2 separate regions of the Homo sapiens genome follow, and region 1 is linked to region 2. A link is a contact called in ENCODE Hi-C or POLR2A ChIA-PET data. All regions are on one chromosome and are shown on one strand. Each heading gives the region's core, a stretch centred on a gene start or an enhancer-like site at or near the end of the contact. The rest is flanking DNA. Distances are from core to core; before and after follow the strand shown. Region 1 holds the start of TMEM63A (transmembrane protein 63A). Region 2 has its middle 69 kb from the start of WDR26.

Region 1 (3,799 bases), core at 1,029-3,528, 1.4 Mb before region 2:
GCTGTAAGAGCTGTGCAGCTGGGCGCGGTGGCTCACGTCTATAATCCTGAGGATCACCTGAGGTTGGGAGTTTGAGACCAGCCTGACCAACATAGAGAAACCCCGTCTCTACTAAAAGTACAAAATTAGCCGGGTGTGGTGGCACATGCCTATAATCCCAGCTACTTGGGAGGCTGAGGCAGGAGAATCGCTTGAAGCCAGGAGGTGGAGGTTGCAGTGAGCTGAGATCACACCACTGTACTACAGCCTGGGCGACAGAGTGAGACTGTGTCTCAATAAGTAAATAATTAATTAAAAATTAAAAAATAAAATAGTGATTTTACAAGCACTTCACACAACTGACATAACAAAGGCTGTGGCTATCTCAACTCACATATCGATCCATCAAGGCCTTCTCTTGATTTTGAAATAACCTTAACCTACTCAAGAACAAATTTAGAAATCCTTTCTCTCTCTGAAATCTTTGTCAGTGGCTCCAGCATTCTAATTACCAAGACCGGAACCTTGCACTTGCCTGGACCCATGGCACAGACCAGACAGGTGGGGGCACCATTCATTGAGGAAGGAAGGAGGACAGGCAGGTGCGGGAGTGGGGAGTGGAAGAAAGATTGGACAGGGACAGTCTAAGGAGCCAACGGGGAGTCCAGGGGCCACACCCAGGACTCTGCAGACCGTCAGATGTGGAGGTAAGAGAGCAGGGAGGGGGGATGGCCAGGCGCAGCTATGGAGGGACAAGGGCAGAGATGATACTGGCGGGGGGCATAGAGGAAAAACCCTGGAAAATAACTAGTGGCTAGAGCTTTGGGGAGAGAAGGGGAAAGACAGATGGGACAGAAAAGAACTGAGAGAGGCAGGAAGAGACCCTCCCCACCCCACTCCTGGACAGCCACAGACTGGCGCTAGAATCAGGGACAGGGAGGTAAGGAGGAATTTTTTTTTTTTTTTTTTTTTTTTTGAGACAGAGTTTCGCTCTTGTTGCCCAGGCTGGAGTTCAATGGTGAAATCTCAGCTCACCGCAACCTCCGCCTCCCAGGTTCAAGCGATTCTCCTGCCTCAGACTCCCTAGTAGCTGGGATTACAGGCATGTGCCACCACACCCGGCTAATTTTGTATTTTTAGTAGAGACGGGGTTTCTCCATGCGGGTCAGGCTGGTCTCGAACTCCAGACCTAAGGTGATCCGCCCACCTCGGCCTCCCAAAGTGCTGGTATTACAGGCATGAGCCACCGCGCCCGGCCATAAGGAGGATATTTTTATGCCGTTACAGAAAAAGATGAAAGCTCAGAAATGGAAGGGAGGTCGGAGAACCTGCAAAGGCATGCATGTGGGGTGAGGACTGCTCAGAGCTCAGAGAGGGGTGCTGGAAGGGACCTGAGAGGAAGCTTTGGTCCAACCACTCATTTCACAGATAGGGAAACAGGGGCCTGCGGACGGGTTGGTTTGCTCCTTGATTCCCAGGGCGCGCGGTCCTCCCCGAACCCAGCCTCGCTTCCCGCGCAGCGCCCAGCAGTCCCTGGCGCGGCGGGCCGGCCCTGCCCTCGCGAGCTTGCGGTCCGGTTGTGGAGGCCACCGGCTCCCTGGAAACATTTGGCTCCCGGCCGGGAGGCATGCCGCGCTCTCGGACCTGGGCTGGAGTAGGTGCCCTTGGCGGCCCTGGCTCGAGCAGTAATGGACTAGCCCCAGGGGGCGTTGGAAATGCTGCGACCCGCCCCCACATTTTTGCCCGAACGGAGACCCTCCGGGCTTTCACGGTCCGGCCTTCTACAGCGGCGGGGGAGCCGTGGCCTCTTGCAGGGCGCTCCGCGCGGTTCCCGACTACCCGGAGCCGAGGTGCGGGCTGAATCCTGCTGAGCTCCCCATGCTACCACCCCCGCAACCCCACTCTCCCGGGGCGGGTCTAAGAGCTCTTCGGGGAAATTCAAAGCACTACAGGGACCAACGTTTGCAGATGCTCTCCCTGCGCCGCGACCACCCTGTGCTTGGCCCAGTTCTCCCGGAGGCGTCCAGAGACTGGGCTCGTGCCGGGGGACGGAAGAGGGTGCGCCCCGGCGGATCCCTTCTTGGAGCCTGGACGTGAGCTGGCCGGTCCGGGGCTTGCAGACCTCCGGGAGGAGCTGCGGGGCTGAGCGGCGACCAGGAGGCCAGGCCGGGGCAGAGGACCGCCGAGGGCCACCGCGGGAGGCGCAGTCAGCTGCGTACAGGCTTGCGCCGCCGCGGGCCAAGACTCCAAATTGGGAAAGGGGTGGCCGCAGCTCTGCGCATGTGCAGGAGGCGCCGGAGTTTCACTTTGTAACTTTTAAGTGGTCGGAACACGCCCCGCGCTGCTGGGTCCCGCCAGACACGCCGCCGCCGCAGGTACAGGGGACAGGGGGCGTGAGGAGGGGCAATGCACCCTCCGCCTTTCCCGGGACGTGCGCGCCAGGTGTCCGGTTCCGGAACGGCTCCCAGCCTACGCAGACCCCAGAGCCCCCGACCCCAAGCAGGGGGTGACGACGCGGGATTGGGTGGGAGGAGAGGGTCCGGGCAGCGCCTCCATTCCAGCCCTGCGCTCCTTGGGAATTCCTGGCGGCTTTTCAGGACTTTCCTCTCCGGCTTTTCGCTTTCAGGGCTGGTATCTCCTTCTTCCCCACCCCTCTCTTTGGGATTTGTCGGCGGAGTCCGACCTCCCACCTAACTAGGAGTGCAGCTATGGGCTCCTCGGACCCTATACGAGGCCGGGCTGGGAAAGGGCCAAGCGTCCGACTCTCCTGACGCCAGGAAGGCAGAGGCCACCCCTCGGGCTGTTCCTGGGTGACCACTTCCTGCAGCCTTGGCGGAGTCCTGAGGAGGGAGGCTGGGGACTCGGGGACTGGGGGGAAGGGCGGGGGCGGAAAGGGTGAGGCGAGCTCTGCTAAGAAACCAAATCCGCAAAGGTTCCAGCACCTGATAAGACTAGCTACCTGAGGCCCTGGAGGGGCCTTGGTCATTCAGCCCCAGGCAGGTGGTGTCCTCTTCAAGGGCAGGGGTGGACAGCGTGGCGGACCCACTGACCCTCCCTTGACACCTCTCAGGTCATCCTCAAGTCTGCTGTGCCTTCAAGGGGGATATGAACGGAAGCCGAGGCTCCTTTTCCCTTCACACGCCCCTCTCCTTTGTTTAGTGTGGGGGCAAAGGTCTCTCCTAGCTGTTCGTTGGGCTCTAACAGAGAAGACGTCAGGTGGGATCCTGCCCTTGTGTTTCCCATTAGCTGGAGGGGCGACTTAAAATAAAGGCAGACAGCTTCTAATTGCTTGCTAGGGCCGGGTCCTGGGCTAAGTGCTTTACAGGTGTTGTTTGGGATCTGTGCCTCCCAACAGCTCCGTGAGAGAAAGTCATCACTCGCATTTCCTGGCGAAGGAAGCCAAGGCACAGAGTGGTTAGGCTGCTTGTCTGAACTGCGTGGTGCTGAGACCCTAACTCCAGAGCCTGCTCACATAATCCCTGAGCCACACTGCCTCTGGTTTCAGCCAGGGGCTGTGTCATTTCCTTTGTGCTCCAGGGTAGGAGGTAAACAGTTGTCCAGGTTACTGGGTCCTGTTTGGTGTTGCCATAAGGAGAAGTTTGTACTTTACTTTGCAACCTTATTCTGCATCTGAAAGACCAGAGTTAGCTCCTGAGGCAGAAGGCCTGGAGCTGCTTGTAGTTTCGCTATTGTCATCACAGGATTGAAAGATTTGGTGATGATAAAATTACCCTGAATTTGTACGGGCCTTCTTGCAAGAACGAACAATATCCATATACTTCCTGCAACATTCTGCTGGTATTTCTAGAGCTTGTCAAGT
Region 2 (3,891 bases), core at 1,173-3,672:
GATTCATTCTCGAAAGATCGTAATTGTTCAGTATTGTATAAACCAAGATTCCTTAAAATAAAAAGGCTTGGGTCTTGGGAGCAATCTTTCCAACTGGGAGCAGGGGAGGGAGTATACTTCCAAAGTGGCAAACAAGATGAAGCCTTTAAGCCAATCATTTCAAGAGAAATAACCAAACTTTTAGTGCAATAGGTCACAGGGATCAATGTACTATTTTCGGTTAAAGCTTTGGCTTGTTCAAAGGACTTTGCACCTCCAGATTTTTTTGGTAATCAATTGGCAGTTTACCAATTTTATTGAACGCCAATGGTTCATATGCTGTTGGTATAAACAGTAAATAAAATTAAAGTTTAGAATCTGCTCTACAAAGACAGTGTTACTGAAAGGCACAAACAATCTAAATAAAATGAAACAAGATCTTAGAGTCAAACAGACCTGAGTCTGAATTCCAGCTCTGGCAGCTACGTAATCCTAGTCAAGTTACTCAATCTTTTTGAGCCCTAGTTTTCTTGTGGGTAAAATGGGGATAATTACACCTACCCTAGGGGTTTGATTTTCCTGTGAAAGTTAAAGGAGATAATATGTAAAAGTTTTCAGCATGATGCAAAAATAAGTGTTTACTAAAATATTAGTTCTCTCCCCTGTGAAAATAAAGAAAAGTAATATGTCATCATTGTGAAGTAACGTCACTCTGCAGATTTACAGACAACCTAACCAAAATGAAGGGGAAAGTGTATTCAAGGTACCTGAGTACCCACTACGTGTATACCACAATTCATGATATGGCAAAAAAGACTTTTTTTTTTTTTTTTCCTTTTTGAGACAAGGTCTTGCTTTGTCACCCCGGCTACAGTGCAGTGGCATGAACACAGCTCACTGAAGCCTTGACTTCCCGGGCTCAAACAATCCTCCCACCTCAGCCTCCTGGACTACAGGCGCGCACTACCATACCTGGCTAATTTTTGTATTTTTTGTAGAGACAGAGTTTGGCCATGTTGCCTAGGCTCATAATCCACTCTTTAAAAGCTTACACTTGACCTGTCTCTCACAAGAAAGGAAGGAAGGAAGGAAGGAAGGAAGGAAGGGAGGGAGGGAGGGAGGGAGGGAGGGAGGGAGGGAGGGAAAGGGAAAATAATAAAGAGCTTACACTCAAGTCAGGGAATAAAAACGTTCATATTAAACACTCAGTGGCATAAAAGCCATACTTGCCCTCCATTGAGCACTTACAATGTGTCAGGCATCATGCTGACCACCTCAGGAACAGGGTCTCATCTGATCCTCTAAACAGCCTGATGAGATAGCTATTGCAATGTCCCATTTCCCAGATAAGAAAACTGAGGCCTAGCAAGGTTAAATTACTTACCCCAAGGTCACAGAGTTAAGATGTGGGCTTTGAACTCAAGCAGTGTGAATCTATAAGCAGCGGCATGCAAAGACCAGTTACAACTAAGTCACAGGAGAACCCAGAAAAAGATTAAGGTGGGGTTGGACTAGTGACACATGACTCCTTGGAGGAATTCAGCTGGGCTCTAGAGGAAACATGGAAGGCAGGTGGGTACAGGAGGGGAGGAGAGGGGAGGGGAGGGGGTCATGGGAGCAGTCTCCTGCTGAAGCCTCCAGAAGACCGCAGGAGGAAAGGGGAACTTTCTTAGGGGGAGAGGAAATTGGAAGAGGAATCCCTTTACCAAATGTCGCTTGGAGCCCAGAATTTCAGCCAGTCTGCATAAGAATAATGTCCTACATTTTTAAAGAACACACCATAGTTTACAAAATGCTTGCACAAAACTGTCCCATTTGATGATGACAATGGGTAACATTTACTGAGAAATTTATAATAAACCAGGCACTACACTAGCTCATTCCAGCCTTAACAGGGTGCTAGGAAGTAGGTTGTAGTCTTGTCCCTCCCAGGTGAGAAAACAGAGACCAAGGTCAGCTAACATGTGGCAACAGTAGGGTTTCAGGTTTGAACCTAGGTCTAACTCGGGAAGGCATCATCCATACAGTCCTCAAAACAGCCTGTTTAAGTAAGTAGGGCAAGTACTGTATCCATTTTTCAGATGAAGAAACTGAGACTTAAAGGGAGCAAGGAAATGAATAATTTAACTCCACTAATAACTAAACCAGGTTTTATCACCCAGTCCTCAAGTCCCCTCCACCCCACCTCCAAGTTTGCCTTCCCAGGCCTGAGGGCGTCTCTGTCCCGGCACCCCTCCCTCCTGGAGCGGCCAGAGGCCTCAGAGCCTGTGGTTGCTGTGGCCTACAGCACAGCGTGCCCGAGCCTGCAGGGCTGGGCCTGTTATTCCACAGTAGTTGGCACTCCCACGGCAATCCCTGCCAGAGGGCTGGGTCGGGTTTCCTGTCTATCTCCCTTGCCACAGCTGTGTTTTCAATAGGGAAGTCGCCTGCTGCCTCTCCTGGGGGAGGACCACACTCCACCTCCCCTTGCTAAACACCAGGCAGCCCTGTGCGGTTGCCAGGGTTGTGTGAGGATAAGATTAGGAGGGGACCCGCCCCTGTGCAGGCCTGAGCAGCTGGACAACCGCCCATGAGACACGGGCTTCCCCGAGGCCCAGGCTGTCACCTCGGCTCTGGGAGGCCCGGTGGGGTTGCAGACAGCAGCGACAGCCCTCCTCCTGCAGGGGAGCCACCTGGCTGTTTCAGAGTGAGAGTCCAGGCTGCCTGTGGGGTCAAAACAGGAGGAAGAAGGAAATAAGAGGGGGGAGGGTGACAGAGACAAGAGGAACAAAGACAGAAGCAAGGGAGGAAAAGACAGAGAGGAATTAGGGCCAAAAGACCGACAAGGGAAGGAGATGTGGAACACTCTGCGGTCCTGGCTTTCAGCAAGTGCAGCACCCGTGCCTCAGGCTCTCCCTAGCTGATAGGAATTTTAATTACACACAATTAAATTGTATATGACATTTAGTACATTGTGTTCTAAATAGTGTATTGGATTTGAATACAAACTAAAGGCCATCTTCTTTCTCATCCTCCTCCCAAAAAGGTGGTGACTTCATCCGTGCAGAAGTCTCCCAGGTTTCCTCCGCCCCTGCCCCCACCTCCCTCCCTCCCTCCCTCCCCGGGAGAGCTGTTTGCCTTCCTTCTGCCCTTCTGGGGTTGGCACCCAGCTGTTTCTTCCCTCCTCCTCCTCCCTCACCCTCCAAAGCTCCGATCCCATCACCTTAGCCTGTGTTCTACCCCCTGTCAACTCACAGGCTTTCAACATCTCACCCTTCCCTCCACCTTTTATGTCTCTGGGCTCTGTTCCCCACCATTCATATGGTGTTTAAATCCACGGCTTCCTTTCAGTGGTTAGAGAAGGGATAAAAGCTTCCCTTTATGTTTGCCAGTGTTTAAATTGCTTCTGAAAACACCCAGCGGTGAAAACTATGAAAAGGGGACAGTCTTTTCAGCTGATTGTTTATGTAGAACTCGGCAGGGAATGTAAGCAGGGGGGTTGCTCAGTAATTACTGGACTCCATTCCCCTGGCACGGGCCCCGCCCTCCCTAACTCTAGAGGTGGAATGGCAATCCACCTCCCCACGCTGCAGGTTACACTGGTGCAAGAGTGCCTAGACCAGGAGGAAGGCTGTTCGTTCTGCTCATGCAAGCCAGGAGGCTCTGGAAACAGGCAAAGTGGGTTTAGCGATAAAGAAATAGGCCAGCCTCCAAATAAAAGGCTTTCGGCTCTTGCTCCATGGCTGTGCCTTTCAGGAGAGCTGGGCTTTCGGCTCCAAAGGCTGCCCTTCTCCTCTTTCCTCCATGCTGTCCACATGGAGTCTCTATCACGAGATACTTCTGCTGACCAGCTACGTTCACAGAGATCATTTCTGGCTGCAATCTCACTCACACCACTTATTTTATCCCAGTAGATGTTTGTTTCGGCCCCTA

The links. Hi-C counts contacts between places; a loop is a spot of excess contacts on that map. ChIA-PET counts read pairs that join two places held with the same protein, here RNA polymerase II (POLR2A). Pooled maps may share reads with other maps.
Region 1: a loop to region 2 is called in a pooled map, with 2.5 times the contacts of the local background. The contact joins the promoter of TMEM63A here to the enhancer-like site in region 2. A Hi-C loop is called at or near these places in 2 of 50 pooled maps. POLR2A ChIA-PET finds 5 or more read pairs at or near these places in 2 of 52 experiments (HCT116 and HEK293).

The regions. Positions count from the first base shown.
Region 1 is chr1:225,880,859-225,884,657 of GRCh38, reverse strand. TMEM63A (transmembrane protein 63A) reads left to right here and starts at 2,278. Exons shown (of 25, transcript NM_014698.3): 1 at 2,278-2,354. RefSeq lists enhancers at 1,360-1,409, 1,470-1,519, 3,722-3,799 and silencers at 2,030-2,189, 2,750-2,869.
Region 2 is chr1:224,502,227-224,506,117 of GRCh38, reverse strand. It overlaps a transcript of CNIH3 not described here. Among named protein-coding and RNA genes, the nearest start is that of WDR26, 69 kb to the right of the region's middle. Within about 2 kb of position 2,422, at least 35 of the 41 ENCODE cell types and tissues checked have a DNase peak (open chromatin) inside an H3K27ac peak, as active enhancers do.